2 separate regions of the Homo sapiens genome follow, and region 1 is linked to region 2. Evidence: chromatin contacts called from ENCODE Hi-C or POLR2A ChIA-PET data. All regions are on one chromosome and are shown on one strand. Each heading gives the region's core, a stretch centred on a gene start or an enhancer-like site at or near the end of the contact. The rest is flanking DNA. Distances are from core to core; before and after follow the strand shown. Region 1 holds the start of GBX2-AS1 (GBX2 and ASB18 antisense RNA 1). Region 2 overlaps AGAP1 (ArfGAP with GTPase domain, ankyrin repeat and PH domain 1).

Region 1 (4,091 bases), core at 557-3,056, 200 kb after region 2:
ATAACTTTCAAAATACTGCAGCTGAGATCCAGTCTATAGAGATATTTATGTACAAAGTAGGATAGTATAATAAATATTTAGCGTGTCTTCTGGTGTGGCTGTAAGCCCCTTCAAAAGCAGTCTTTTAAGCCCATTTAGTGAATATATTCTCAATTTGCTTGGGATGGCCACAGCTGGGCTGTGACTTTGTTGCTTCAAACACAGTGGAGTCCACCATGGGTTCCCTCGGGTGCGGGGGCTTCTCCAGGTGGGTGCCAGGCCCTGGCCCTTCTGGACCCTCAGGGCCGGGCCTGTTCTAGCTGCTGATGCTGACTTCTGATAGCGAACCTGCTGACGTGGACAGGGATGGGGACGACGATCTTAGGGTTCCGGGAGGGCTCCCCTGTCTTGGAATTGGCATTGCCTGCCTTCACCCGTTTCCACTTGGCCCGTCGGTTCTGGAACCAGATTTTCACCTGCACCTCGCTGAGTTTGAGGGCGTGGGCGATCTGCGAGCGCTCGGTCAAGGAGAGGTACTTTTTGCAGTGGAACTCCTTCTCTAGCTCCAGCAGCTGCTCGCTGGTGAAGGCAGTCCGCCGCCGCCGGTTCTTGCCCGTAGACGTGGTGCTGCCCGCGGCGCCGCTGCTCGGCGGGGTCTCCTCCAGCGCGTGGCCCGGGTCTTCCTCCTTGTGAGCTGCCTGGCCAGTCAGATTGTCATCCGAGCTGTAGTCCACATCGCTCTCCAGCGAGAAGCTCTCCTCCTTGCCCTTCGGGTCGTCTTCCACCTTTGACTCGTCTTTCCCTTGCCCTCGGACAGCCCCGACTGAAAGCAAAACCAAACGGCATTTTATTACATTTCGCACACTGGCCTTCCTTTCTCCTTCCCACCGTCATTTGGACATTCCGCGCCCCCCGCCCCCCACCCTTTAGCGGATTGTCTTTCTATGACATTAACACATTGTGATTTCCTGGCCTTTGAGGGGTAGAGGAGGGGTGGGGGGAGCGTGAGAAAGCTCAAAGGAGAGGAGGCAGTACAGGCGACGGCCCTTTGCCCAGAACCATCACTCAAAGGGCCGCCATGCCTCCCCCGCACCCTCCCAGCCTCGGCAGCGTCAGGAGAAGTAGCAGGAGGCGCGAGGCCCAAGAGATTGCCCGCTTTGTCCCTGGGGTGGGGACTGGTTGAGGACTGATGGGGGGATTCACGATTCATCCTCCCCCCACCGCCACCATGAAAATGTAGTGAACCTCAATTGCTTCCTAACCGGAGTGGAGGCGTAGGGACGTGCAGATCCCAGACCATCTTTTTTGAGACAGACAACGTTGGTCAAAGGGATGTTTTGTGGCCTTATAAGTTCCCACCAGACACCCCCAACACAAACACACAGGCACAGCCTCCCAGCAGTCCGTTTCTCCCAGACAAGTAGCAAGACCAGCGAAGGGGTTTAAAAAGTCTGGGCGCCCCTGGGCACACGCACGGCTGAGACGCGCAGCCCAACCCGTCTCCCCTAGAGGCTGCAACCTACCCGGAACCCCAGGTCACCGCGGAGCGGCAGAGGCGGCCTCGGCCAAACGCATCGTCAGATAGATATGTGGCCCAGGGCAGCAGCTGGTCGCCGGGCGCTAAACGCCCCCCCTCCCGAGACCCCGCTTGTTGGGTGGCTCTGAATGTCCCCCGGAGGCCCAGCGGCACAGCCGGGCCTCATCCTCCAGCTCCTCCCGCGGGGGTCGAGCGGGGGCGCGGCCTCGCCCCCTTGGTCTCCCGCGGGAACCCGGCGCTGGCCCGCCCCCGCCTCCTCCCGCCCCCTCGTCCCGGCTGCGCGCGCCGCCGACTCACCGAGCGAAGCCTGCACCGTCTCGGCCGCGGAGAAGGCGAGCAGCGAGCCCTCTTTGGCCAGGAAGCCTTTGCCGTCCTCCGCGTCAGCCTGCAGCGCCTCCGCCTTGTCGAAGTTACCGCCGCCGGGCAGCGGCTGCGGCGCGAACTTGCGGGCCGCTGCCGCCTCCTGGTGCTGGGGCGACGCGGAGAAGCCGCCGGGGAGCGTGGCCATGAGCGTAGAGGTGAGCGCCATGCCCTGCGCCAGGCTGGAGCAGAAGCCTGTGGGCAGGCTGGGGATCTGGTGGTGAGGGTGTGCGGGCGGCAGCGCTGGCTGCAGCGCGGCCTGGGGCAGCGCGGGCGGCGGCGGCGGCGGCGGCGGCAGCACTACCGGCCGGTAGGGCATGAACATGGGGTAGCCGGTGTAGACGAAATGGCCGGGGCTGGGCTGCGGCGGGCTGCCGATCAGCGAGTCTATGCTGAAGGCGGTGCTACTCCCCAGCGGGCGCTGCATCATCATCAGCGACGGCGGGAACGCTGCGCTCATAGACGCGCTCGGTAGAGGCCAGCGAGAGGCGAAAAGTCCCCGCGCCGCGCCGCCGCCGGGAAGCCCGCCGGACGCCGGGAGCACCGCCGGGAGCGCCGGGCAGGGGCCGAGCGGGACCCGGAGAGCAGACGCCTCCGCCCCTCAGTCCTGGGCCCGCTGCATGCCGGGCGGGTGCAGGGGGTGTGCGGGGTGAGGCCGTGCGCCCCGGAGTGGAGAGGGCGCCCGGGCCCCGAGGGCTCGCCGGAGCCCCCGTCCGCCGCTTGCCCGTCGGAGCCCGCGCGCTTCGCGGGTTTGGCCCTCGGCCCCGGTAAGCTGCCGTCCGTCCGTCCGTCCCGCCGTCCGTCGCCTCCCGCGGGCCGCTGGGGAGCGCGCGAAGCCGGCGTACTTATCTCCGGCGGGCGCAGCCAGCACCTTTAAATCGCGCTCCTCTTTCTCATTCACATTTTGCCTGCCGCCTGGCCCGGCTCGCCTCACGTGGGGCTGGGCGCCTCTGGCCATTGGCTGAGCGGGGCGGGGGTGGGGCGAAAGCGGGGCCCCGCCCTTTCCACCCAAGCTGGCCTCGAGCGGGCTGCGGGCGCCACCGTCGGAGCGCGCGGGCCGGGGAGCCGGAGCCTGCATGCCTAGCCCGTGCCGCGCAAACTTGAGACGGGCGGATGGCACCTCCAAGGCTCGGACCTTGGGGCCCTGCAGCCTTGTCGAGGCCACCTCGAAGGGTAGCCTCCGGGGCCCGCACCCCCACGGCTGGGCCGGGGGCGCTTTATTTCTTTTACTGTATTTGCCATGGAACCAACCTGCCTGCGGCTCACTCCAGCGCTGGGTGCTCCGGCTGCGCCTGGGGTCCGGGCGAGGGTCCTGGAGTTGGGGGCAGGGTCCTGCCCCTCCGGAGCCACCCCCGGGGCGAAGGCTGGGAGCTGGCAGCGCCTGCCCGCCGCCAGAAACCCGCCGGGTTGCTCGCTGTAGGTCCGCGCACCGGGTGGGGCGGGGAGGCTGCTGCTTCCCCCATCCCGGGCTGGGCCCTCCCGTGAGCGATCCCGTCTCTCATTTTTCATGACATTCTTAATCATCGCACCTATTTACACACTTTGCCAGCGCGCACCAAAATAACAACCACGATAATTATGATAATAAAGAGAGTCCTTTATCTGCTCCATCCTCGGGGAGGAAGGGGGGAGTTGCTGTGCCTCCAGATTGTATAACGTGAGATTATCCTGATGAAAGCTTTATGATGTTTGCTCAAATAAAAGCTGCGTTTTGTAAATAGGCGCTAATTAAGCACGTTGCGAACGCAAGGAGTGCTCACCCTGGCGCCGCCGCCCGGTTTCCAGCGCGAGGACTCGAGGGCGCGCGGTTCCTCTTTGCTAACTGCAGGATGGAGCCGATCCCCTCAGGATGTTTCCCCTGTTCTCGACAACGGTAAAGACCCCCAAATTTGAAAGTAAGGGAATTTTGGGGTGGAGGGAAACTAGGGACGTACTTATCCCCTCTTCCATTTTCAAACAAAAAACTTTCAGCTCTTGTCTTCCCTTTAAAAATGGAATCACTTCTTGACAACGGCAGACCGTGCAGAGCGCACCAGCGCGAGCGGGGCTTCCTCGAGTCTCCAAGGCCCGGGCTTCAACTTCCCGGGTCTAGACGTCAGCCCTGAACCGCCAACAGCACCGGGTTGGGGAGAAGGAAAGAAGGGCATTGTTAGTTCGGTCATTAAAAATCAGCTCACGCCGAGGAGCTAGTGGTTGGGGAGTTGGCCCGTGTTGG
Region 2 (4,021 bases), core at 937-3,436:
CACATGGTTGACACAGTCTCAGGTGTCTCATGGTGTCCAGTGCTGCCTGGGCTGCCCTGCAGGAGCCCTGGGGTGGCCCTTCACCCTCTTCGCAGGAGGAGCTCCCCACAGCCCTCTTCTTCCATGTGTAAAGGGTGCATGCAATGAAGGGTGACGCTTCCGACTGTGCAGAGAGGGGCGAGGGGTCTCTGCCTTAGGGCGGCCAGGAACGTACATCAGGGTGTTCTTGGGACCGTATGTATTTCTCAGATACCTTAAATTGTGTGTTTGTACATTTCTCAACATATGATAAAATTTCCTAGAACTTCACAAAATAAAAATATTTTCAATTCATTTTGATTTCCATTATCTTTGTATTTGAAATCATGTCACTGTTCTGCTCAGAACCCTGCATGGCTCCCCATTCCCCCCAAAGCACAGGCGAGGGTCCTCACGGTGGCCCGCAAGCCCCCTCCTCTCCAGTGCCACCTTCCGCAGGCCTCTCCCACCCACACCGGCCACCGCCACTCGGGCCCCCTCTCCGTTTCTGGAACACACCAGGCTCCCTCCTTGGAGCCAGGCTCTGACTGTTTCTCTGCTCTCATTACCTTCTCACTCCTCTGCCATTTTCAAGTCTTGATTCAGTGTCCCGTGCTCAGCGAGACCTACCCCAGCTACCCTATTTTAAATGACACCCCCCATCACTGCCGCCTCTCCCCAGCCTCCCAGCCTTGATGCCCCGCGTTCCTATTCGGTCTTTCCCATAACTCTTACCAGCTTCTGATGGACTCCAGGTTCTGGCCCGGCTGCCATGTCACTGCCACTCCACTTTACAGAGTCCCCATTGGGGCAGGAATGTTTATCTGTTTCTCCTCGATCAATGATGGCTGCCAAGCATCTTGAAAAGCCGCTGGCTCACAGTCAGTGCTCAAAAAATACCAGCTGAATGAGTGCGGTGTGCTGTACAGAACTCTGACTTTGGACTTAAAGATGCTGAATCGTGAAATAAAAACTTTTCAAGACGCCGTAGGCATGCACCACCTGTTTTTCCTGCACGTTTTCAGTGGGCTTTTTTCCACCCGGCTTGAATTATATGCGCGTTCTGGTCATGTAGTACCGCTTTGGCCTTCTCTTTGATAAAGATACAAATGGACATAATACATTGAGAGTTTCACTTATAGTGAATAATCACGTGTGCACTGGTTTTGAAACTGTTCTAAGTAGCTTCAATGAATCAAAAATTGGCAGGCCTACTATATCGACTTCCAAACACTGTCACTGGACATTGGTGAGAGAGAGAAAAAAATGGCATAGAATTTTTCACTGATAATAAAACAAGATGAAGTTATAGTCATCTGTAATATTGAGGCCGGAAGAAAGGATCAGGAATCCCTTATCCTGTGCACCCACAGGAGTCAAACCCACTTAAGATGATATTTCCAAATGTATTCTTAAATGCATCGTTTTCATTTCTAATATATCAAGGTAATTTTAAGAAGAGAAAGATAACTAAAAAGCATAAACTCACCCCTTTCCTTTTGCAGAGCTCCAGTCATGCAGAGGAGAGAAGGAGAATGCATCCATAGCATGCTGCTGATAGAAAAAGAAATGCTTGTGTTTTAATAGCGGGAGGCACAGTAGAGCAAGGGGGACTGAGCCCATCTCATACCAGAGGCTCTAGGCCTCCAACTCAGCAATACAGTAATGGGATGTTATTTGCAGGGCCTGTGTGGTATGAGAGGAGCGTGGCTGTGCTGTTTCTGCGCATTCTGCTTTGTAAGTGCTCACTCTGCATTTTTTTTTTTTTTTTTGCCTTTTCCGGTCCAATGGCAGACACAGGGCTGGGTGACTCCGTATGCTCCAGCCCCAGTATCTCCAGCACCACCAGCCCCAAGCTCGACCCGCCCCCCTCCCCTCACGCCAACAGAAAGAAGCACCGAAGGAAGAAAAGCACTAGCAACTTCAAAGCCGACGGCCTGTCCGGCACTGCTGAAGGTAAGGGTTCCGCGGTGCCCCGGGAGAGAGTCTCCACTGCGGAAAATTCTCTGTTATTTTTCAAATGCGTGAAATTAGACACCCTTAGCACAACAAATGCACAGTAATGCTGGTCACCGTATGTGCTTTCTGTTTGCAAGGTGGCACGAGAGGGCCCTTGGGACCTTTTCATCACTGTCTGATTCTCATATTACGCAACCAAATCTGCTGTCATCACTCTTGGCCGCCGTCGCTGGTAGCGGGTAGGAGTGCTGGTCTCCCAGCCACCAGCCTGATCCAGTTCTGAGGTCTCGCCCCACCCTGGCAGCCTGGGCGAGTGTCCTCTCCAGCCAAGGTGGGCCATGCTGCGTGACTCTGCTGGGGACAGTGCCCACTTCTAGTTTAGGAATCATCTCTGATATTGGTTACTCTTAACTAACCAGACACCTGCCTTGATTTCAGCTTTTAGCAACGTGTTATGATAAACACTTCTTCTGTTAATGTCCATCAGCTCTTTCTGGTATGTGGGCTCTATTAATATTCCAGTTGTCACAGCTCATTGTGAGTCTCCTTTCACCTGAGTGCTTCCTTAGTTTTTATTGCCACTGATGGCTGGATGTCAGCTTCCTGAAGTGGCTCCTTCAAATGAATTCCCTTTTTTTTTTTAATTCATAGATGCAAGTAGAGATAGGTAAGCGCATGCGTACACACACACATACACACACACCCCCCACATTATGAGAGGTAAAATTAATGCAGTTGTAACAAAGGAATACTTAAAAGGAAAAATTAAAGTTTGAGAACCTTGTTGTTAGAACATGAATTATTACCTGTGAGACCGACAATGGTGAGAGAGTGTGGTTACCTGTGAGACCGACATGGTAAAAGCGTGTCTTCAGTGAGGGTCTCATGCCCAGGGGCAACATTTATGGCTTCCATCCTTTCTCTTTCTCTATGGCTGCCATGCTTTTTCCAGATACTCTACTTGATCGAGGGTTCAAACCTGCGAGCTGTCAGACAGTGGCTACATTAGAGGGAGTGGCCCATCCCGTCCACATATCCAGAGCGGAGCACGCAAACCCACGGTGCGTGTGTTAGCAGGGAAGGGGCAGAGTGTGGGGTGTGCTGTGTGTTTCCATAACACCGGAGGCAGGGAGCATCATTTCTTTCATCATCAGGAAGCTGAAGTTCGGAGCTCTGAGTAGCCCGCCAGCCTCCGCAGAAGGGTTAGAAGCCTTTCTCCTTCACCACGTTTCTTCCTGTTTTGCCTCCTGTAAGCTTCCTGCTAACATATTTAGCCAATAAAAACTGATTTTTCGTCGGGCACGGTGGCTCACGCCTGTAATCCCAGCACTTTGGGAGGCCAAGGCAGGAAGATCACCTGACGTCAGGAGTTTGAGACCAGCCTGGCCAACATGATGAAACTCTGTCTCTACTAAAAATACAAAAATTAGCTGGATGTGGTGGCACATGCCTGTAATCCCAGCTACCTGAGAGGCTGAGGCAGGAGCATTGATTGAACCCAGGAGGTGGAGGTTGCAGTGAACCGAGACCATGCCACTGCACTCCAGCCTGGGCGGGCGACAGAGTGAGACTCTGTCTTTAAAAAAAAAAAAAAAAAAAAAAGACGATTTTTCTCATGTTGTGGGGAGTGAGGATAATCCCATTAAGTCAGCGATGGTGGAAAATAATGGTTATGGGTCAGAGCAGCCACAGATGCCACTGACCTTCCCACTGAAAACAGTATCAGCCGCAGGCGCTCTGTGTTGGTAAGACTCCTTCAGACAACCGTTGGGCAAAAATCACCCTGCCAAGCACGTGCAGCCACCCCTCCCTGATTGGGAAGAAGGTTAGCCTCCCCCAGGGTGGGCAGCCTGTACCCTCCACGCCCCTAAGGTGCACACACAGGGGCGGGCGCCAGATTCCCTTTAAGGACAGGCCTTGTTCTCACTTTCACAGGCACGCGTCTTCTTGCATTTGTTGTGTGTTTCCAACCGAGGTCTGTGGTTTTTTCTTATGCACAACCTGGTGGGAACTGACCGTTGCCACTTAGATACACGTTCATTAT

What was found. A loop is a pair of places that touch in the nucleus more often than their neighbours do. ChIA-PET counts read pairs that join two places held with the same protein, here RNA polymerase II (POLR2A). Pooled maps may share reads with other maps.
Region 1: a loop to region 2 is called in a pooled map of gastrocnemius medialis, with 2.6 times the contacts of the local background. The contact joins the promoter of GBX2-AS1 here to the enhancer-like site in region 2. A Hi-C loop is called at or near these places in 4 of 50 pooled maps. POLR2A ChIA-PET finds 5 or more read pairs at or near these places in 4 of 52 experiments (Caco-2, HEK293T, Panc1 and 1 more).

The regions. Positions count from the first base shown.
Region 1 is chr2:236,165,636-236,169,726 of GRCh38, forward strand. GBX2-AS1 (GBX2 and ASB18 antisense RNA 1) reads left to right here and starts at 1,807. Exons shown (of 2, transcript NR_186035.1): 1 at 1,807-2,034. GBX2 (gastrulation brain homeobox 2) reads right to left here and starts at 2,751. Exons shown (of 2, transcript NM_001485.4): 1 at 1,814-2,751; 2 at 1-802. The coding sequence starts at 2,336. The coding sequence ends at 279. It overlaps LOC124906126 (a long non-coding RNA gene), which reads left to right and starts at 3,391. Exons shown (of 2, transcript XR_007088136.1): 1 at 3,391-3,749; 2 at 3,894-4,091. RefSeq lists an enhancer at 930-1,882.
Region 2 is chr2:235,966,650-235,970,670 of GRCh38, forward strand. It overlaps AGAP1 (ArfGAP with GTPase domain, ankyrin repeat and PH domain 1), which reads left to right. Exons shown (of 18, transcript NM_001037131.3): 13 at 1,813-1,974. Among named protein-coding and RNA genes, the nearest start is that of GBX2-AS1, 200 kb to the right of the region's middle. Within about 2 kb of position 2,187, at least 2 of the 41 ENCODE cell types and tissues checked have a DNase peak (open chromatin) inside an H3K27ac peak, as active enhancers do.